2 separate regions of the Homo sapiens genome follow, and region 2 is linked to region 1. A link is an interaction called in ENCODE POLR2A ChIA-PET data of the cell type or tissue named here. Cell type or tissue: HepG2. All regions are shown on one strand. Each heading gives the region's core, and the rest is flanking DNA. Links, peaks and the distances in the headings are about the cores only.

Region 1 (11,349 bases), core at 3,876-7,875:
GCAGAAGGATTGCTTGAGACTAGGAGTTCAAGACCAGCCTCGGCATCATAGAGCTACAAAAAAGTTTTAAAGATTAGCTGAGCATGGTGGTGCACACCTGTAGTTCCAGCTACTTGAAGACTGAAGCAGGAGGATCACTTGAGTCCAGGAGTTTGGTGTTACAGTGAGCTATGATGGCACCACTGCACTCCAGCCTGGGCCACAGAGTAAGAACATGTCTTTAAGAAAAAAAAAAAAGTAACTTTTTATTTGTAAAGCAGTGTTCTTCAGGAGCATTATGTTTCTTCTGGGGTTTTAAATCATGTAATATGACATTAAATTTTGTGGTAAATACATTCTGGTGTACTTGGTAAATCTGTGTGTATGCTTTTAATGATGACTGGTCAGGTGGGAAAGGAATAATATTAAAATAAACAGGGAATAGTAGTTCACCTGAATTGATGAATTATATATTTAATGATTGCTTTCTACATACAGGTTTACTCAGTGTTTATTGAACATGTGTCACTGAGGATATAGCAGAAAAAGAAATCTCATAGAATTTGTATTCTAGTAAAAACCTATTTTTTTTTAATAGAGAAATAAAATAGAGTAAGTAGAGAGCAACAAGGAATATTGGTTAGAAATGTCTCTGTGAGGAAGGATGTTTGAGCAGCCGTGCTTGGAGAGAGAATATCTGAGGGAAGAACATTCCAGGCAATGACAACAGCAAAGACTAGGAGGGAATGTTCTTAGTGAGTGCAGCTGGGTTAGAATAAGCCAGTAGAAAACTAGAGGAAAATTAAGAGGTTTGTAGGAGGCATATCATGTGAGGACTTTGGACTTTGACTTGTGGGAATTCATTGGAAGATTTTGAGTACAAGAGTGATTTGTTCTTTTTTCCAAAGGATCTCTCTTAGTTGCTGTATGGAGAAGAGATTGTATAAAAGGGACAAGAGAAGCCAAAATACCGATTAGAAATTATGCATTAATGCATGGTAGTGGTAAATTGGACTAGAGTAGAGGGGTGTAAAAATGTCTGGTGACATTTTTGGTGTCATAGCTGAGGGGGTGCCACTGGCATCTAGTGAATGGAGGCCAGGGATGCTGCTTAATATTCCACAGCACACAGGACAGCCCCCACAACAAAAAAATTGTCTGGTGTAAAATGTCGGTGTTGTTGATGTTGAGAAGCCTTATACTATAAGACACAGATTTAAGGTAGAAAACTTACAGTCCTGCTTTCATGAAGCTTGCAGTCTATGACCCAATAAACATCGTGTATGTGGGAGTATATAGCATTATGGTATACAGTACATGTCATGCATATGGGAGTGTATTGCAGTGTACCTACTCAGACTTAGGTCAGAGAAGGATTTGAGAATGTGACATATAAAATTGAAACCTCAAGGATGAAAATAGGCATTCATAGCTGGGCGTGGTGGCTCAGGCCTCTAATCCCAGCATTTTGAGAGGCTGAGGTGGGTGGATCACGAGGTCAGGAATTCAAGACCAGCCTGGCCAACATGGTGAAACCCCATCTCTACTAAAATACAAAAATTAGCTGGGTGTGGTGGCACATGCCTGTAATCCCAGCTACTTGGGAGGCTGAGGCAGGAGAATCGCTTGAACCAGGGAGTCAGAGGTTGCAGTGAGCTGAGATAGTGCCACTGCACTCCAGTGTCTCAAAAAAAAAAAAAGGGACATTCACCATACAGAGGGGTTGGATTAGAGTGAAAAGTGTTCCCAAACCAACGAAAAGAGTATGTGAAGATCTAGAAGTAGAAGTCTTTGAATGGATCCTTTGGAGATGAGGGAGGCGGGCAGAGTTGAAAGAGTAGTGGAAGTCAACGTAAGGGTCTTGTGAGGCATGGTAAACAGTTGTTTTGAAAGTAAGGCCTGGGCTGGGTGTGGTGGCTCATGCCTGTAATCCCAGCACTTTGGGAGGCCGAGGTGGGTGGATCACCTGAGGTTGGGAGTTTGAGATCAGCCTGACCAACATGGAGAAACCCCATCTCTACTAAAAATACAAAATTAGCCAGGCATGGTAGCACATGCCTGTAATCCCAGCTACTCGGGAGGCTGAGGCAGGAGAATTGCTTGAACCCAGGAGGCAGAGGTTGCAGTGAGCCAAGATCACGCCATTGCACTCCAGCCTGGGCAACAAGAGTGAAACTCCGTCTCAAAAAAAAAAAAAAAGCTGTAGAATGTAACTATTTCAGGTAAGTATCAACTTGTAAAAATGATTTTTAATTTCTCCCCTTTTTCTTATAATTCTTATCTAGCTAAACTTTTATTATCCTTTAGTAATGGCATTCATAACTTTTATATTGTTTTTACTTAATATTAGATCAGAAGTATTTTTCCATATAGCTGTTACTGTATTCATCAAGACACCTATTTCGTAATTTTTAGTGATTATAAACCATTTCACTCAATGGCTACACCAAAGTTTTTAACTGTCCTCTTGTTGGTGAACATTTAGTTTGTTCCAGTTTTTGCTTTTTATGAATAATGCTGGAATGAACATACATATGCAAATAACTGTTTTTTCTTTTTTCCCCCTGCATAGCAATGTTTCAGTCAATAAGTAGCTTTTTGTATTACTTCTTAAAAATTTTTTGTGTGTTGATGGTAATTTTTTTTAATATATTTTAAAATAGGTACTACCAAATAGTATCTCTTGTTTCACTTCTTGGTGAGTACTGGCTTATCACATTAATTTAGGAACTTTTTTTAAAAAACCTACAGAGATTATGGAGAAGTCTGGCGAGGAAGGAATGCCTGATCTTGCCCATGTCATGCGCATCTTGTCTGCAGAAAATATCCCAAATTTGCCTCCTGGGGGAGGTCTTGCTGGCAAGTAAGTAGAACAAAAAGCTAATTTTGAGTTCGTTCATAATTAGTAATTAAATAATTTGGGGTAAAAAAACTTAAATCAGAAGTACATCAATTATCTAGAGGTGAAATGGGTTAGTGTTTCTTATACTAGAGAAGAACTCTTAAAACTTCAACCAAAAACGATTTTTTAAAAGGAATTATCTATCATACTCTTTGAGTATGAAGGTCCTTCTTTCCTTGCTAAGGAGTACAAATGGATTGTGCAAAATCAGATTCTGAGAGTAAAGTGTAGAAGGTATGTTCTTGACAAGTATAGAGTGTACCAGTTACTTTTTTAGTGTGGTCAGGATGAAATATTGAGATATTCACAAGCTTAAAATTCTGTGTAATTTAATAAAACTAAAGCATGTTTTTTTTTTTTAGGCGTAATGTTATTGAAGCTGTTTATAGTAGACTGAATCCACATAGAGAAAGTGATGGGGTAAGTTTTATTTTATTTCATAAGCATTTGAAGTAATTTCACAATATAAATACTAAATATGAATACATTCACATTAACGAAGTCTATAATAAATTATAGTCTGTAGTAAATTACTACTGCTTTTCATTTTAAAGTGTCAGTTAAAGTTTAAGAAAATGTATTGAAATGAAGGTAGAGATAAAATTTTGTTTTGTAGATAGTTTTGTTGTCACTTTCTGGGCATCAAATGACCTTTTTTGTTTGGGCTGTCTTTATTTCTTCTCTATATGTCTGCTTTTCCTTCTTCTCCTTTAAACCTTAATTTTGAGGCAAGAATGCTCTTTTAAATATCTCAATTTCTCCTCCAGCAGGCTGCTGCCATCACCAGAAGTTAGTGATAGTGAGTGAGTTGTTATTTTAATAACTAGACCTTTCAGTACCCCTGTATGCCCACTTGGAATACCCGAGGATAGTTTTTTTCTAATATTATTGTTGTATTATGGGTACATGAGTGTTGAGCTGAGATAACCATTTCTGTTGTACCTTGCTGTACTTCATCAGAGCAAGACTCTATGCCCTTACCTTTTATTTTGCTTTTCTTCGAAATGTCAGTGAGCTGCCAGCTGCCCCTCTATATTGTTTTGTTTTGTTTTAGTACTATTACCAGGAGACAGAAGTGTCCTTTTTTTTTTTTTAAATCCAAGTTAGTTCAAATAAGTATTTTTCTCTTGGGTTTTCAAGTTTTTATGTCTAAAAATAAATTATTTAATTTTTAATATATATGCTTCAAAGCTTTAAGGGAACCAAACAGAAATGAAACTGATTGGGAGGAAGAGTCCACCTCCAGTCTCCAGCTCCTCTTGGCAGATTGAGAGAGAGAGTATCCATTGGCTAGAAATCATATGTCATCTCAATTGCATTATTTGCTAGGATTCATTGTTGCACAGCAATATAATATGATTTCTTTTCCTTAACAGTAAAAGTTATCCTGGCAAAAAGGAAAATTTAATAATTAATATAATTTTAGTGAGTCATATAAAAGTGATGCTATATATTGCTAATTATAATTTATATCTTGGTCTAGAGCAGTGATTCTGAGTCTTTTTTTGTGGCAGGTTCCTCAGAGTATTAAGAATTGTACCCAAGGCCGGGCACGGTGGCTCATGCCTGTAATCCCAGCAGTTTGGGAGGCCGAGGCGGGCGGATCACCTGAGGTTGGGAGTTCGAGACCAGCCTGACCAACATGGAGAAACCCCGTCTCTACTAAACATACGATATTAACTGGGCATGGTGGCGCATGTCTGTAATCCCAGCTACTCGGGAGGCTGAGGCAGGAGAATCGCTTGAACCCGGGAGGCGGAGGTTGTGGTGAGCCGAGATCATGCCATTGCACTCCACCCTGGGCAACAAGAGCGAAACTCCGTCTCAAAAAAAAAAAAAAATTGACCCAAAGCTGAGAAAATTAATTTAAAAATCCAAATATTTTATGTGATCCATCAGAGAACCCTCAAAGAAATGAGTATAGGATGTTGACATATGACTAAAAGGATGGTGGTAATTTGGAAGGTTGAGAGAAGAGAATCTTAACTCTTCAGCTAGATTATAGATTCTTCAGGGCATCCACTACCTTGATTAGAGGAAATAAGCCCTCAGAAGACAGTTATTGATTCATTATTAGCCATAGAAGTACTCCCATTTCCTCAGGTGTTTCAAAGTGTCAACCCTCATGTGTAATCTTTAAAAATACATATATATATATATATATACCTTGCTGGATTTTGGGGTCCTTCATAGTCTATTTTTACTCCAAACAAGGTTTTCTGTTTAACATATACCAAGGATAACTTTTAAATTTTTTAAAAAGAAAAAATGATTACACATAGTAGCTACATAAACAGGGAATAAATAGGCAACGGAACTATGAAACTGGGGGGAAATGCTCAATATATAAACCTTACCTTAAATAGATTATTATTTGGCTATAGAAATGGGATATATGTACTTAATTACCTTTATACATAAATGTTCTATCAACATCAGCAGATCAAACACTGACAGTGTGTTGTATAGTGGATTCACAGAGGGAGAAGACTAGAAAACGTAAGACGTGACCCCACCTGTGTGTCTAGTGCAGCTTACACTGTAGTTATAAACACACCTTAAATGATCAAAATATTTCGTATAGCTTGGTAACAAATAAATGACAAAATCCAGAATGTGACCATTGCCATGTGACTTGGACAGTGATTGCTGTAAAAGTTCAGCTGCTTAAGCAGGGGGAAAGTCAGCTTCTTAGAGAAAAGATAGTATTTGAAGAATGATTTGAATGGTAGAAATGACATGAGGATGATGACCTTTCAAGTGGACTAGAGAGGCAAGGACAAAGTATAAGATATCTTCAAAAGAAAGGACATCTTTTTTGGCTAAAGCAGAGAACTGTTGTGGTGAAAAATAAGAATTTAGGTTGCAGAGGTACTTGCTAAGAGACCAGCCTTTTGAACATCATTTTAGGGTAATGGACCACCTTATGTTTAGAGCATAAGAATGATAGATTCAAAAAAATATCTGTGGTATTTTAATCTGTTAGAAACATTTACCATATTAGATTAAAGAGATGCAGGCAGTCAGGTAGTTGTGAAATAATTACAGAGACCAAATGGTAACTGTAGACTTATTATCATTACATAGATATGTGGATTAAAGGAACTTTCCTTGTTTACTGTGAAAACTGACTTTACAGCCTAGAATTTTAAATGGGGAAATATTATATGCCTTTCACAATAATCACTAACTTAGAAAAATGTTGAACTATAATTGCAAGTAGCAGAAATGTGCTGAAAAATACCGCAGAAGGAGAGAGAATGAAGAAAATACAGACGTGATTAAATTCTGAGCTCTTAACTTGACCCACTGTAGCAAAAAGCTAGCCGCAAAGGTGCTCCATAAATGCTTCTTAACAGTGTGGATGATGTCGCCGGGAGCTGGATGTTAACTTGCGGGGTGGGAAAGATGAAAGTATGCTAGAATTACAGAAGAGGAGAAAGTTGGAAGGTATTATAAAAATTAAGTTTTTTTAAATAACAAAAATTATTTTTGTTTAGATATTTAAACAAAGAATTCTAGCCAGAGTTAAATCAGAGGGTTTCTTTAGACTCCTGAATGTCTGCTTTATGTCGGAGAGAATTGTTCTGTTGTAAATGATTATAAGTAGTACCACTAGAAATAGGGATTCATTCATTTTTCTTATAATTAAGACATCTTTTAAATAAATATTTTTCAGAAAGTAGAGTTGAGTATAAGTCATAAATTAAGTAATTTTAATATATATTCAGAAAGGTTACTATTTAGGGGAAACTTCTTAAGTTCTTTACTAAATTTGTTTTTTAGTATGTGTTCCATACTAAACTAACTTTTTAGAATGTGTTCCATCTTCTTACCACAAACAATATTGATATTTTCCCAACTTTTAAAATACAAATTTGTAACAAAGGGTTTAGCCAGGGATTCTTAGTCTAGGGATTCACGAATCCCCAGAAATCTTTTGGAAAATTTCCAGAAAAAGCAAAACTACATTTTGCTGTAAGTTGTCTTTATATTAGACAGGGCTCTGGGATCATACTCCTTCCCTTTTTCTAAAATGCTAGTTTGTGTTTTATAATTAGAATATAAATTCTGTGAGATCTGGGACTTGATCTGATTCATTTGTGTCTATAGTCCAAGCACAATCCTGGCATACGGTGAAAGCTCAGTAAATATTTTTTGAATAGGAAATATTTGTATTTATTCATTTCTAGTAATTTTCTTAAGGCTGTCCTTAAGTCATATATTTAAAAATTAATTTGAGGTTACTAATTGGTATGAAAGTCTGTATTTATAGAGTTTTATACTTTCATGCAAAAAGTTCTTCCCTTGAAAAAGACTCATAATGCTTTTGAATTAGTATGCCACTGATCAAGTAGTTGCACAAGTTGGTAATTTTCCAAGGGTAAAGTTGAGCAGGGGGGTGACCTGTATTTACCCAGCTCCTACTTGTGCCAGGCCCCTTATTTATACACACACAGAGTCATAGGTAATCTTCTCAGCACCCTTCTTTTACACATGAGACTTACAGAGATGAGGTAGTTTGCACAGGTCACAAAGCTAAATAAATCATGCAGCCAGAATTTGAATTAGTCTGACTCCTATTCTCTTTACATTATTCCATGTGGCCTCTTTAAGGTAGAGATTATGTATGTCTGTACCCCACCTGTGTCTACCATGCAGGAAAAATCATTTCCCATTCTTTTGTAAATATCATGTTTATCAGTCTTAAGATACTCTATTTTATTGATTGAGACAGGGTCTCATTCTTTGTCCCAGGCTGGAGTGCTATGGCACCATCATGGCTCTCTGTAGCCTCAACCTCCCAGGCTCAAGCGATCCTCCCAGCTCAGCCTCCTGAGTAGCTGGGATTACAGGCACACAGCACCACACTCGGCTAATTTTTTGTATTTTTTGTAGGGATAGGGTCTCGCTTCATTGCCAGGGCTAGTCTTGAACTCCTGGGCTCAAGTTATCTTCCTACCTCAGCCTCCCAAAGTTCTGGGATTACAGACGTGAGCCACTGCATCCAACCACAAGATAATCTGTTTTTAATGGTAAATATTTTATAAAGTTGTTGAAAGGAATGAGTTAAGCCCAATTCCTTGTCAGTTATTTTTCACTTAAATACACATATTTATCTTAATCCAAAAACGGTTTAAGGCATTTTGATCTTAGAGAAGGGAAGGAAAAACAGGATAGATTAGTCTCTTTTTGAGCCCAAAAGAATCTCTGTATTGTTTTCAGATTATTAAATTTTGCATGCATTTTTCTGTTTTACTTTAAACGGATAAATGCAATACCCATAGCTGCTTTTACATTTTTATATCACAGTTTTTAGAACTATGTGAATATTAGTTTTTTCATATTTACTTTTTATTCACTTGTCAAAGCATTGCTATGGAGAAGACCTATACTGTTTGAAAATGCAGGCCGGGCGCGGTGGCTCATGCCTGTAATGCCAGCACTTTGGGAGGGCGAGGCAGGAGGATCACGAGGTCAGGAGATCAAGACCATCCTGGCTAACATGGTGAAACCCCGTCTCTACTAAAAATACAAAAAAAACAAAATTAGCCAGGCGTGGTGGTGGGCGCCTGTAGTCTCAGCTACTCGGGAGGTTGGGGCAGGAGAATGGTGTGAACCTGGGAGGTGGAGCTTGCGGTGAGCCAAGATTGCACCACTGCACTCCAGCCTGGGCAACAGAGTGGGACTCTGTCTAAAAAAAAAAAAAAAAAAAAAAAAAAAAAAGAGAGAGAGAGAGAAAATGCACTAACATTAGTCACTATGTTTTTAAGGTATGATTGACATAACACTTACCTTTGCTATGTGGTCTTGACCATTCAAATGACACTGTCTAAAATTATTCATTAAATTTGACATGATTCTTCAAGTAACATGTAATTTATTAGAGTCTTCATTAGTCATCAATTGTATCACATTTTGTCATACTGGAGAATTTTTAGTTTAAAAATTTTTTTGTCTGACAAGCAGCACGTAGGACTTCATAAGAAACATTTTTACTAGTGTTTACTTTTTCTCTACTGTTATAAGTAGTCATTTTAAGAATTTTGGTTATGGGCCGGGCACAGTGGCTCACGCCTGTAATCCCAACACTTTGGGAGGCCGAGGTGGGCGGATCACAAGGTCAGGAGATTGAGACCATCCTGGCTAACATGGTGATACCCTGCCTCTACTAAAAATACAAAAAATTAGCCGGGCGTGGTGGCGGGCGCCTGTAGTCCCAGCTACTCGGGAGGCTGAGGCAGGAGAATGGCGTGAACCCGGGAGGCAGAGCTTTCAGTGAGCTGAAATCGTGCCACTGCACTCCAGCCTGGGTGACAGAGCAAGACTCCGTCTCCAAAAAAAAAAAAAAAAAAAAGAATTTTGGTTATGAGAGCTGTGTTTCAAAAGATAAATATTGCTGCAAATAAATATTAGCTGGTTAAATTTTATTTTTTAAAATGTGCTTAGTTCCCTTCCCCCTCCTATTACTACTCTCTGCTTGATTTATCTAATTTCTATGTCTTATTTGGTGTAAGTTAGTATTTTCATCATGAGAGATTCGACTTTTAAGCTATGTTAGTCTAGCTGATAGTAAAAGCTTAAAAACTAGGGTGGATGGGAGATGTCCTGAATTCTCATCTCAGTAATTGCCTTCAATTTACTTTACAGAATAATTGTAAACATCCCAGCTGATATGATAGTTTAATCAACATAACTAGTGTTCTATAGTTTTATTAATTTTACTATATTAAGGAAATATAAACTTCAATATGAAATAACCTGTGGTGTTCTATAATAATTTCACCAATATTTCTTTAGTAAGAGTCTTACCTGTATGAGGTACTTCCTATGCAAAAAAGGTCACTCGCCATAATGTATTCAACAGAGCGCAAAGATAGACATTGATGTTAATTATACCTGTGCACAAATCAGAGCCCTGCCATTTACTAAGATTGTCACCGTGACAAATAACTTAAATCTCTCTGAGCTTTAGTTTCATCACTTATAAAAATGATAACTGGAATCCTTACTTTGTAGGGTACCTGTGAGGATTCAGTAAGATTATGTATATAAAGTTCTTAGCACAAATATTATTTTTCCTTCCTTAGATGGTAGGAGGACATAGAATGGAATATGAAATTGTCTTTACTCTAAAAGAGTTTGCAGTCTAAGTGGAGAGTCTTGTGAACCGTTGCAAGGTAGAGTTAATTGCTATAATAGATGTGTAAAAATAGGTGTGCTATATCAACTGTACGAGTTCAGATAAAGAAAGTGCAGGAACCTAGATAATAGGTTTCTCTTCTAATATTAATGAAAGCCCATGAGAGAGTTACATAACAGTGTTTGGAAAAATCAAATATAATGGCTGCGGAAGAGGTTTCAGTCCTCTATTGTCTATCCAGAGTGATGAGAAAATGTAATTTGCCATAAGATAAAATGACTTTTAAGTGTGGTCATTAGCTAAAGTTCTTCTCAATTTAGTGATTCTGTAATGTCAGCCATTGCAAATCCGTGTCTACTTGATTTATTGGTTTGGTTTTCTTTTGCTTTTTATTTTTTTATTTTTCATTTTTTGAGACGGAGTCTCACCCTGTCACCGAGGCTGTAATGCAGTGGTGCAATCTCGGCTCACTGTAACCTCTGCCTTCCAGGTTCAAGCGATTCTCCTGCCTCACCCTCCCAAGTAGCTGGGACTACAGGCATGCACCACCACGCCTGGCTAATTTTTCTATTTTTAGTTGAGATGGGTTTCACCATGTTGATCAGGCTAGTCTCAAACTCCTGAACTAAAGTGATCCACCTACCTCGGCCTCCAAAAGTACTGGGATTACAGGCATGAGCCACCGTGCCTGGCTATGGTTTGGTTTTAGTATGTCTTTTTTTTTTTTTTTTTGAGAGAGAGTCTTGCTCTGTCGCCCAGGCTGGAGTGCAGTGGTGCCATCTCAGCTCACTGCAAGCTCCGTCTCCCAGGTTCACGCCATTCTCCTGCCTCAGCCTCCTAAGTAGCTGGGACGACAGGTGCCCGCCACCACGCCCAGCTAACTTTTTGTATTTTTAGTAGAGACAGGGTTTCACTGTGTTAGCCAGGATGGTGTCCATCTCTTGACCTCATGATCTGCCTGCCTCAGCCTCCCAAAGTGCTGGGATTACAGACCTGAGCCACTGCGCCCGACCTAGTATATCTTTTAAAAAGCAACTTCTCTTCCCCAACTGTCACTACTATAGCAATTCACAGAAATACAGGTGATTAATAATGTAAGTGTCAGTTGGAAAGCGAGAGGTACTTTATCTGTTGAACTTGCCAAAATTGACCCAAATACGACAAATGGAACAACCTTTCATCCAACCTTATTAATAAGTCCACCTCCAAATTGAGTCATGCCATTTAGTCTATATCAGTGATTCTCAACCCTGGCTGTATATCAGAATTACCTGTCAGGCTTTAAAAGAACAACCCAAATCCACTGAATCTGTGTATTTTGAAA
Region 2 (11,349 bases), core at 6,516-10,515, 74 kb after region 1:
GTGAGCTGTGCGGTGCCTGTGACGGTGAGCTGTGCGGTGTCTGTGACGGTGAGCTGTGCGGTGTCTGTGACTGAGCTGTGCACTGTCTGTGACGGTGAGCTGTGCGGTGTCTGTGACGGTGAGCTGTGCGGTGCCTGTGACTGAGCTGTGCGGTGTCTGTGACTGAGCTGTGCAGTGCCTGTGACTGAGCTGTGCGGTGTCTGTGACGGTGAGCTGTGCGGTGCCTGTGACGGTGAGCTGTGCGGTGCCTGTGACGGTGAGCTGTGCGGTGCCTGTGATGGTGAGCTGTGCGGTGTCTGTGACAGTGAGCTGCTGCAGGGAGGTGGGTCATTTGGGGTCTGGCTCCTGCATCTAAAATGGGCTTCTTGATGGTTATTTGGCTTTCATGTCTTAGCTGTCTCATCTATGAAACACAGTTGGTGGCAATATTTGTCTCATAGGGCTGTTTGGAAGATTAGATGAGATAACACATGCACGACACTTCTGTACTCATTGAGTAAATATTAACATATTGCCTACTCCGTGCCAGGCCCTGTTCTAAGCACTGGGAATGCAGCAGTGAATAAAAGAAGCCTTACCCTCAAGGAGTCTCCAATATACTGAGGGGAAAGCAGGCAATTAGCCACTAAATATATATATGTTAGGTGGTGGTGAATGCCAAGGGGAAGGGGCATCGGAGTGTCAGGTAGAAGTGGCTCTTCTATATAAAGTGTGTAGGAGACACCTTCTTATGATGAGATGCTGTTTGGACAAAAACCTGAAGTGAGAAAGGAACCATGTGACTATCTGGGGGAAGAGAATTTCGGGCAGAAAGAAGAACAAATGGAAAGGTCCCGAGGTGAGAGTGTGGTTCATGTGTTTCAGGGATGGCATGGAGGCCAGAGTGTAGGGTTGCCAAACTTAGCAAAGAAAAATACAGGATGTCCAGTTAAATTTTAAATGAATGATGCAACATTTGAGACATACTGCTACCAAAAAATTGTTCATTGATTACCTGAAATTGAAATGTAATTGAGTGTCTTGTATTTTATCTGGCAACCCTACCAGTATGCTGGAGTGAAATGGGTTAGGGCGCTGAAGTAAGAGGTGGGGGCTGATCATTTCTCACAATACAATTCACAAAACATATCAGCTATGTTCTTGTTCTTGTTCTTGCTGCTCCTATGGCTACAGTGGGCAGAAACTTAGGGGAGTAGGGGAGTCCTCTGAGCCAAGTAGGTGGGAAGGAGACCCTAACAGAACGGGGAGCATTGGGTGCCTTTCCACAGCTCACCACGTCAGCCAGATAGAGTGGATGCAAGCTGTCATGCTGGAGTCACTAGGGGCACCTAGAACCCTTGGTTTAGTTTAATTTTGAAATAACAGTTTAATTGACATATAATTCACATACCATAAAATTCACCCCTTTTGAGTGTGTAATTCAGTGGTTTTAGTATCTTCACAGAGTTTCACAATCACTACTAATTTCTGAACTTTTTTTTTTTTTTTGAGACAGTCTTGCTCTGTCGCCCAGGCTGGAGTGTAGTGGCATGATCTTGGCTCACTGCAACTTGTGCCTCCCAGGTTCAAGCGATTCTCCTGCCTCAGCCTCCGAGTAGCTGGGACTACAGGCATGTACCACCATGCCCGGCTAATTTTTGTATTTTTGTAGAGACAGGGTTTTGCCATGTTGGCCAGGCTGGTCTCAAACTCCTGGCCTCAAATGATCCACCCGTCTCAGCTTCCCAAAATGCTGGGATTACAGGTATGAGCCACTGCACCTGGCCTAATTTCAGAACACTTTTATCTTCTCAAAAAGAAACCCCATATCCATCAACAGTCACTCCTTATGGCCCCCTCCCTTTCTTCCCCCACCCCCTGGGAAACCACAAATCTACTTTCTATCTTTTTACCCACCTAAGCCTCAGTTAGATAGGTTTTGCCTATTCTGGACACTTTGTACAACAGAATCATGCTGTATCTGTATATCCCTGGTAGGTGTCTGTATCTGTGTTTATTTGAGAAACTGCCAAGTTGTTTTTCAAAGCAGCTGCATAATTTTACATTTCCATTAACAATGGGTAAGCGTTCTAATTTCTCCACATTCTCACCAACACTTGTTATTGCATATATTTTTTATTACAGTCACCCTAGTGGGTATGAAGTGGCATCTCACTGGTTGTATTTGCCAAATGGCTAAAGACGTTGAACATCTTTTTATGTGCTTATAGTTCATTTGTATATCTGCATTGTAGAAATGTCTATTTAAATCCTTTGCCCATTTTTATTTCATTTTTATTTATTTATTTTTTTTGAGATAGAGTTTCACTCTGTCACCCAGGCTGGAGTGCAGTGGTGCAGTCTCGGCTCACTGCAACCCCAGTCTCCCAGGCTCAAGTGATTCTTGCGCCTCAGCTTCCTGAGTACCTGGGACTATAGGCACGTGCCACCATGCCCAACTAATTTTTGTATTTTTTGTAGAGATGGGGTTTCTCCATGTTGGCCAGGCTGGTCTCGAGCTCCTGGTCTCAAGCAATCCTCCCTCCTTGGCCTCCCACAGTGCTGGGATTACAGGTGTGAGCCACCGCACCTGGCCCTTTGCCCATTGTTAAACAGGGTTGTCTTTTTATTATTGGGTTGTAAAAGTTCTTACATATTCTTTTTCTTTTTCTTTTTTTCTTTTTTTTTTTGAGACAGGGTCTCACTCTGTTACCCAGGCTGGAGTGCAGTGGCGTGATCTCGGCTCACTGCAACCTCCACCTCCTGGGTTCAAGTGACTCTCCTACCTCAGCCACCCAAGTAGCTGAGATTACAGGTGCGCATCACCATACCTGGCAAATTTTTGTATTTTTAGTAGAGACGGGGTTTCACCATGTTGGCCAGGCTGGTCTCGAACTCGTGGTCTCAAGCAATCCTCCTGCCTCAGCCTCCCAAAGTGCTGGGATTATAGGCATGAGCCACCACACCTGGCCTCTTTTCATATTCTTGATACATGATTTACAAATAATTTTTCCTATTCTGTTGGTTGTCTTTTTACTTTCTTGATGGTGCCTTTTGAAGCACAAGCGTTTTTAATTTTGATGATGTCCTATTTATTTATTTGTTTTTTGAGACAGAGTTATGCTCTTGTTACCCAGGCTGGGGTGCAGTGGCGCAATCTCAGCTCACTGCAACCTCCGCCTCCTGGGTTCAAGTGATTTTCCTGCTGCAGCCTCCTGAGTAGCTGGGATTATAGGTGCGCACCACCATGCCCAGCTAATTTTTTGTATTTTTAGTAGAGACGCGTTTTATCATGTTGGCTAGGCTGGTCTCGAACTCCTGACCTCAGGTGATCCACCCGCCTCGGCCTCCCAAAGTGCAGGGATTACAGGCATGAGCCACTGCGCCTGGCCCAATTTATTTATTTTTTTCTTTTGTTGCTTGTGCCTTTAGTGTCGTATCTAAGAACCATTGCTTAATCCAAGGTCATGAAGATTTACTCCTATGTTTTCTTCTCAGTTTCACAGTTTTAGTCTTACATTTTAGATTGTCTGTGATCCATTTTTTGTTAATTTTTATATAGGGTGTGAAGGTAAGCTGTCCGACTTTTTTTTTTTTTTTTTGCATGTGGCTATTCAGTTATTCCAATCACGTATGTTTAAAAATACTATTCTTTCCCTACTGAATTGTCTGGCAACTTTTGTTGAAAATCAATTGACCATAAATGCATGGGTTTATTTCTGGACTCTCAGTTCTGTTCCATTCATCTATATGTCTGTCCTTATGTCAGTACCACACACTGTCTGAATTACTAGCGCTTTGTAGTAAGTTTTGAAATCGGGAAGTGAGAATCCTACAACTTTGTTCTTTTTCAGTATTGTTTCACTATTCCAAGTCCTTTGGATTTCCATGTGAATTTCTGAGTCAGCTTGACAATGTTTGCAAAGAAGCCTGCTGTGGTTTTGATAGGGATTGCATTGAATCTGTGGTTCACTCTGGGGAACATAGCCATCTTATGTTAAGTCTTCCAATTCATGAACATGAGATGTCTTTCCATTTATTTACGTGTTCTTTCATTTCTTTCAACAATGTTTTGCAGTTCTCAGAGTACATGTCTTGTACTTCTTTCGTTAAATGTATTCCTATAGACTACTTATTTTTAAGACTTTTTTTTTTTTTACTGTATATGTTTGGTGTTTCCAGAATTTGTATGAATTGTTTTGGAATTGGTTCTGGAAGTAAGCACCATGAGTGAGGGCACCTTGCCTCCATGGGGTTGTGGGGTTGTGGGGTTGTGGGGTGGGTAGTTGTAGACATGGTCAGCAGACTAACTAGGGGTTAGTTTTAAACTTCTCTGGTAGCCTGTGGACTCTCCTCTTCTTCATCACCAAAACTCCTTATCACCCACGCCTCATGCTCTCCCCACACATTCTATGTGCTAAGTGCTGTTCCTGGATAATTTAATGCTCAGAATAAGCCTAATTTACGAGGTTTTGTGATCATTTTACAGAGAAGGAAATTGAGGCTTAGATAGGTAAAGTCACCATCCTTGGGAGTCATGGAGCAGGACTGAAATCCAGACACTCGGACTTGAGTTCATGCTCTTAACCACAATCCTACACCTGCTTTGAGGCAATGTATGTGTTTCCCTCTCCATGCTTCACTTTTTCTGCACAGATTTGTCAAGGAGGTTTTCAGTTATAAATTGATAAATGTGAGTATAAACCAGCTGGTTTACAGTTGGTTTATCAGGCAGTAGATTTTTCCAGGCTCCTTGTGGCAATAGTGATGAATTGTCTGGGGATGTTTAGACAAGTGTGATAAATTCTGCAAAAATGTGCCAGCCAATACATTAATTATTTTTTTGACTAACCCAGCTGTGCTCTTCCAGATACCCAAGCCGTGGAGTGTGTGGACAGGATCCTTATTTACTGGTCTTCTGGCTGAAATCCCTCATGTGATGAATCATTAATGCCTCCGGTTGAGAGATTAGACTTTATTTGCAAGACTGGTTTAGAAGATTTACTATTAGAAGTAAATAAGAAATGCTGAGAAGCTGAGAGGAAAGCCTCTTTGCTCCTGGAAAGGGACCTTTGGCATGAAGGAGACTTCTGTCACCCTCCTCCCCACCTTACCCCCAGCAGCGCTTGTTTCTGCAATAGAGTTAAGCAGGTTAATAATTTGCAGCTCAGAGGGTTTGTGTGGAGGCGGCGTTTGGAATGACTTGCTTGCATACCAACTTGTACTCCTGGAGCCTGAGCCCACTTCCTCCCCGCTCCTATCAGATTTTGCTTTATCTGCACAGTGGGAAGCTGGCATGCTGGGGAAATCCAGCAGAGAGCACCCTCTGCTGTCCTTCTCTTTCTCCTCCTCTTTGTACTGGCCATCAGGGGACTTGGCTCTGCTCTGAACCTCTTGGGGCTTGAGTGCTTTCAGCTGAAGAAGTCAGAAAACCTTCTCTGAGGTATCAGGGGTATATATTTGTATAATACTTTATACTTTCCCAATCACTTTGGTTTTTACTGGTCCTCCACATTTCTTATTTGACAAATGAGGAAACTGAGACACAGAGAGGTGAAGTAACCCAGCGGGTTAGCAGCATGGCAAGGAAGAGACTCCAGATGGCCTGGCCTCGTATCTGGGGTTTGGAGTGATCCTACACCTGCCATATGGGAATGCTGAGCCCCAGGGTAGGGACTGCTGGGGAGACCCAGCTGAGAGGGAACCCAGAGCACAGGCGTAGGCTCCGTTCTGTCCCTACTAAGCATGATACTGCTGGAGGCAGCAGCTCAATTCAAAACACAATTCGCTCACTACCTGCTTGATTAGCCATCTCTATGCTTGATAATAATAATTGTGCCATTTATTGCACCTCCTCTATGCCAGGCACTTTATTATAATCATTCACTCATTTAATGATAGGTATTGTGTGTCTTGACCATGTGCTAAGGGTGTGGGGGCTGGTAAGATAGATACCTCTTGTGGCCATCCTGGGGCTTATATTCTGGGGTGGGAGGTGGACAATTAAACAGGCGATTACAATAAAATGTGCCAAGCGGTCATGACAGTAGGAGGTAGGAATACACAGGGCAAGCGCCTAACCTGGACACATTTGCAGAGGAGGTGAGATACCTGAGGAACAGGCATGAGCTAAGTGAAGAGGCATGGGTGGGAGTGTTTCCAGCAGAGGAAAGCGTGGATCGTGACACATTAGAGGTGCTGGGAGTTGTCCAGTATCACTGGGATGTGATATATAGAGCAGGGAGTGACCCGATGAGACTAGAGAGGTCACTGGGGGTGAGGTCAGGAGCACCACTGAAGGCCCTGGTAAGGATTTGGGCTTAAAAGGTCTTAGGTATTTATTTTTTATTTTTATTTTTTTTCAATTTGAGAAATCAGTCTGGTTTTGGAGAAGGGGTTTGAGTAGGGCAGGTTTGGAGGCTTTGGGGCCAGGGAGGAGGATGGTGCAGTAATCGGGAAAGAAATTCTGGTGGCTTTAGGCCAGTGATGGAGGCATAGAGGTGCAGAGAAATCATCAGGGCTCTGAGAGGAGTCCCCTGTGAATCCCAGGTTTCAGATTTGAATATGGGGTGGGTGGCAGAACCATTGTCTGAGATGGGAGACACAGGAAGAGAGAGGGAAATATCTTAGGTATGTAGAGTTGGAGCTGCCTGTGACACATCCAAGTGTTCAGTGGACAGTTAGATATAAGGACACTGGGCTGGGCACAGTGGCTTATGCCTGTAATCCCAGCACTTTGGGAGGCTGAGGCAGGTGGATCACATGGTCAGGAGTTCAAGACCAGCCTGGCCAACATGGTGAAACCCCATCTCTCCTAAAAATACAAAAATTAGCCAGGCATGGTGGTGGGCACCTGTAATCCCAACTACTTGGGACGCTGAGGCAGGAGAATTGCTTGAGCCCATGAGGCAGAGGTTGCAGTGAGCCGAGATCATGCCACTGCACTCCAGCCTGGGCAACAGAGCAAGACACCGTTTTAGGGGGGAAAAAAAAAAGATATAAGGACACGGAGCTCAGGGAAAAGTCTAGTCTAGAGATAAAACTTTGGGACTTGTTGATGTGGCTGATGTCTACAGAGCTCAGGCAGGTGTTTGGTGAGAGAAGCAGGCTGGGTAAGGTGAGCAAGAGGGCCAACTGCAACGTAGCTGGAGCGAATTGCTCACATGTGAATGAGGGCCTGGTGTTGGTAGACCTTCCAATTAAAAGAAAAATCCAAGGGAGCCAGGCTAGCAAATAAGTCAGGGCGCCGTACAGTTGCAATTCTGCTGCCACCACTTACCAACCATGACCTTGTCAAAGGCACATCATCTTCCTGAGCCACAGTTTCCTCACTGGTAAAGGGGGAACAATAATGGTACGTACCTAATGGGGTTACTTGAAGATTAAATGGTTTAACCTTTGTAAAGCACTTAGGATGCTATTTTTTTTACTGTATACAGTACTTGTTAAATAGTCAGTAAATTGGTAAGTAAATAAATACTATTGTGAAGTGCAATGTCGAGAGGGTGTAAGATGGAGCCCCAAGGAGCACTGACATCAAAGAGCTGCAGAAGAGACAGAGAAGGGAGACAAACCAAGGGGCAGGGTATAACGGAGCTAAGGTATCTGAGTGTTTCCAGAAGACGAGATTGGTCAACAGTGTCAAATGATGCAGAGAGATTGGGTAATATAAAGACTGAAAGGGGTCTGGGCGTGGTGGCTCATGCCTGTAATCTCAGCACTTTGGGAGGCTGAGGTGGGTGGATCACTTGAGGTCAGGAGTTCGAGATGAGCCTGGTCAACATGGTGAAACTCCATCTCTACTAAAAATACAAAAATTAGCCAGATGTGGTGACGGGCACCTGTAATCCCAGCTACTCAGGAGGCTGAGGCAGGAGAATTGCTTGAACCCGGGAGGCAAAGGTTGCAGAGCTGAGATCACACCACTGTACGCCAGCCTGGGTGACAGAGTGAGACTCCATCTCAAAAAAAAAAAAAAAAAATTGAAAAGTCAATTGACTCTGGCAGCAATACCTTATTTACTCCATACAGAAACCCTCCATACTATGTTATTGATGGAGACACTGAGGCTTAGCTGGTCTTGCAGATGCCCTATGTCATGCAGCTGGACAGCGAGAGAGCTGGGTTGTACCCAGAGGGTCAAATTCTGAAGTCCTTGATCTTTCCTCTACTTCCTGCTTCTGGAGGAGTTAGCAAAGAATTTTTCCAAGATTTCTGAACATGAGTAGGGTCAGTTTTCTTTCTCTTGCCTCTAAGTAGAGAACCAGTTTCCTCTGTACTCTGAAACATCCTTTCTCATTCCTTCTTGAGATGGACAACCTGTGATTTATGACATTTTCAAGATGATGTCTTCTGTTTGTTTTTTTGGTTTGTTTTTGTTTTCTTAATAGAGACAGGGTCTCACTTTGTTGCCCAGGCTGGTCTTGAACTCCTGAGCTTAAGTGATCCTCCCACCTCGGTCTCTGAAAGTGCTAGGATTACAGGCATGAGCCACCACACCTGGCTTAAGAGGATGTCTTCTCTATCATCCCATGTAAGAGTAGACAGAGCTTTTCCCAAACATGGGTTTTTAGGTAAACGGGCCCCCAAATGTCAGCCATCTGAAAAGGAAAGGCTTGGCTCAAGGTTCCATGTATTTGGATATGTTAACTTGCTTCCTTAATGTTGACTTGCTTTCTTTTCACTCAGAGCAGCGAGCTATTTAAAGAGAAAGGAGTTAAAAGGTGCCCAGTGGAAAAACCAGGAGTGCGTGATGTCATGGGAGTCAGACAGGAGTCAAGGACGTAGTGTATAGTCCAGTTCCCAGAGTCCACGGCACCTACATGGGTCACTAGACCTAGCTGACCCAGGCTCTGTGCCCATTTTTGCATCTGGAACCCTGAGAGACCTTCATGGGAGTAAAGAGGGTTAACAATTAAAATCTGAAGCTCTCTTTTCCCTCCTGGTTGAGAGAATAAATAGCATGAAGCAAATATTTTTCAAGAGCAAACTTTGGATTATCTTGGTGATAATCTGAATTATCAGCATTTAAAATGACTTTCAGAAAATGTCCATCAAGCTTTTACTGTTTTGTCTCATTAAACAATGATATTATTTCTGATTATGCTAGGGCCATAAACCTTCTGTGCGGTACAAGTTTCTCATGTTTAATGTCAGGTCAACATTTCACAATGCTGAGATCCGGACTCCGTAAAGAAAAGGACTGGCTTTATTTTAGGAAATCAGTGCCCAAAAGCTTGATGTTTACACAGAATGGTGCTTAATGTTTTCCCACATTTTTGTCAGAGGCCGCTTGGATGCCTTCAGTTATTCGTGCTCTGCCCCAACCAATGTTCACACTTTTAAAGAACAGCACCACCTGGGTGTGGACCCAGGTTGCGCGGGGTCTGAAGCTGATAGTAAATTAGGGCCTTCTTAAAATAGAGCACAAAATTAAGTACAGAAAAGTTGGTATTTACTTAAAATGAGCAAAGAAGGGGAGTTAGATGAGTGCAAGTGAGAGGTCTTGAAGCTTAAGTTTGGTTAGCTTCATAGTAAGGTCACTCCTGAAGCCACTGAAAACCTGTTCTAGAAATGAGGTGCCTTTCTTTGCCCCACCAGACTTCTCTAGCCCATTCTCTGATGAATGGCTGTCACTTCCTGTTTGCCAGCTGCAAACCCTCCCCAGGGTGAATTGCTGTTTTACCCTCTTGTATTACCATGTTTCTCTCCTTTGTCTCAGCTGTGATTTAAATATTTTTGTGTTGCTATTTGTCTAGCTGGAGATTCTAAAATAATCCGGGAGACCTAGGACTGTGTCTGTTGTATTTTTCTTGTGGTTGTAGTTCCAGGGCTTGCCTAAGTGCCTGGTATACACTAGGAGTTCAAATACTTATTGAATGAATGAATTTGGTAAAAGATAAAGGCACTAGTAAGAACAAATTTGTTTTTTATGCCCCAGAGAAAAATTCCACTGGGTAGAGATTACTGGAGGTTATTTGGGTCACCTGTGCCCATGATAAGAGTTATTCACCCCAGAACTTGCTCTTAGGCATAAAAAATTGATTCAAGCTTCACCATTCAAAATCTCAGCTTAAAGTGAATTGACAGGAGCAGTATTAACCCTTGCATTTAGCTGTTGAGACCCTTGACTTGACTTGAAACCTCCATATTCACGTGCAGATAGAAACGCACTTCAAGTCAAACAAGTTGATATGGTTTGGCTGTGTCCTCACCCCAGTCTCATCTTGAATTGTAATTCTCATAATCCCCATGTGTTGTGGGGTGGAGCAGGTGGAGATAATTGAATCATGGGTGTGGTTTCCTCCATCCTGTTCTCGTGATAGTGAGTTCTGATGGTTTTATAAGTGGGAGTTCTTCTGCACAAACTCTCTCGCCTGCTGTCATGTAAGATGTGACTTTGCTCCTCATTCGCCTTCTGCCATGATTGTGAGGCCTCCCCAGCCCTGTGAAACTGTGAGTCAATTAAACAGCTTTACAAATTACCCAGTCTTAGATATGTCTCTATTAGCAGCATGAGAACAAACTCTAATACACAAGTGAACTGTGGGATAGTTGTCATTTGGGATCTGTGGCTCTGTTTCCCTCCATAGGTGAAAATTGGCTGTTTAGTACTTTACAGATGGTTCTGCTCTAAAATGATATATACATTCCTGTGAAACCTTCCATACAGCAAGGGATGAGAAAAGTAGGGAGAGCCACTGTTCCTTTGCAGAGCTTGTGAGCAGGTGCCGGAGCCGGAGCAGGCCTTGCTGGGAGAGGCTGGCTGTGGGGTTGAGGCAGGTAGCTGAGGCTCAGGACCTCTGCTTTTCACGGTCACCTGGTCCTCCCACCTGTCCCAGTACAGGCCAGCCTCTGCCTCCACACTTGGCTCATGTTGTCCCATTCCCACCCTCCATTGAAATCCCACCAGGTCATCTAGGTCAAGTTCAAGCTCTAGCTCTTCCTTCTCCTGCTGTGCCCACCCACATATTTTGAAATGTCTTGAAGCTCTTGCAGCCCTGTAGGCAGAGGTGTCTCCTCTCATGAGGACCTGCATTATTAGGTAACCATCCCTTGTCCCACATGTCCCCAACTGTTCTGTAGACCTGAAGCCAGGGAACATGCTGTACTTCTGTAATGTTTGGTCATTCAGGCTCAATATGTCATTCTTTCATGCTACAATTTGTTCACTAAGTACCAGGTGCTGTTTCAGAGGCCTACAGACATGTACCACCACACGCAGCTAATTTTTCATTTTTTGTAGAGACAGGGTTTTGTCATGTTGCCCGGCTGGTCTAGAACTCCTGGGCTCAAGCGATCCTCCCACCTCAGCCTCCTAAATTGCTGAGATTACAGGTGTGAGCCGTCACACCTGGCTAGAAAAATCTT

The links. Peaks named below come from ENCODE experiments on the same cell type or tissue, not always from the same donor. Only the 100,000 strongest peaks of a DNase experiment are listed, where the experiment ranks them.
Region 2: POLR2A ChIA-PET joins it to region 1 with 5 read pairs; 8 of 35 experiments call an interaction of 5 or more read pairs at or near these places.

The regions. Positions count from the first base shown.
Region 1 is chr2:44,215,237-44,226,585 of GRCh38, forward strand. PPM1B (protein phosphatase, Mg2+/Mn2+ dependent 1B) reads left to right here. Exons shown (of 6, transcript NM_002706.6): 4 at 2,731-2,842; 5 at 3,244-3,301. Among named protein-coding and RNA genes, the nearest start is that of PPM1B, 52 kb to the left of the region's middle. In HepG2, for the core only: no CTCF peak of the experiment used is centred there; no DNase peak of the experiment used is centred there.
Region 2 is chr2:44,286,560-44,297,908 of GRCh38, forward strand. All of the region lies in intron 4 of SLC3A1 (solute carrier family 3 member 1), which reads left to right. Among named protein-coding and RNA genes, the nearest start is that of SLC3A1, 17 kb to the left of the region's middle. RefSeq lists an enhancer at 125-680. In HepG2, for the core only: a CTCF peak has its summit at 9,332; DNase peaks (open chromatin) are centred at 8,752 and 9,282; H3K27me3 peaks cover 619 bases.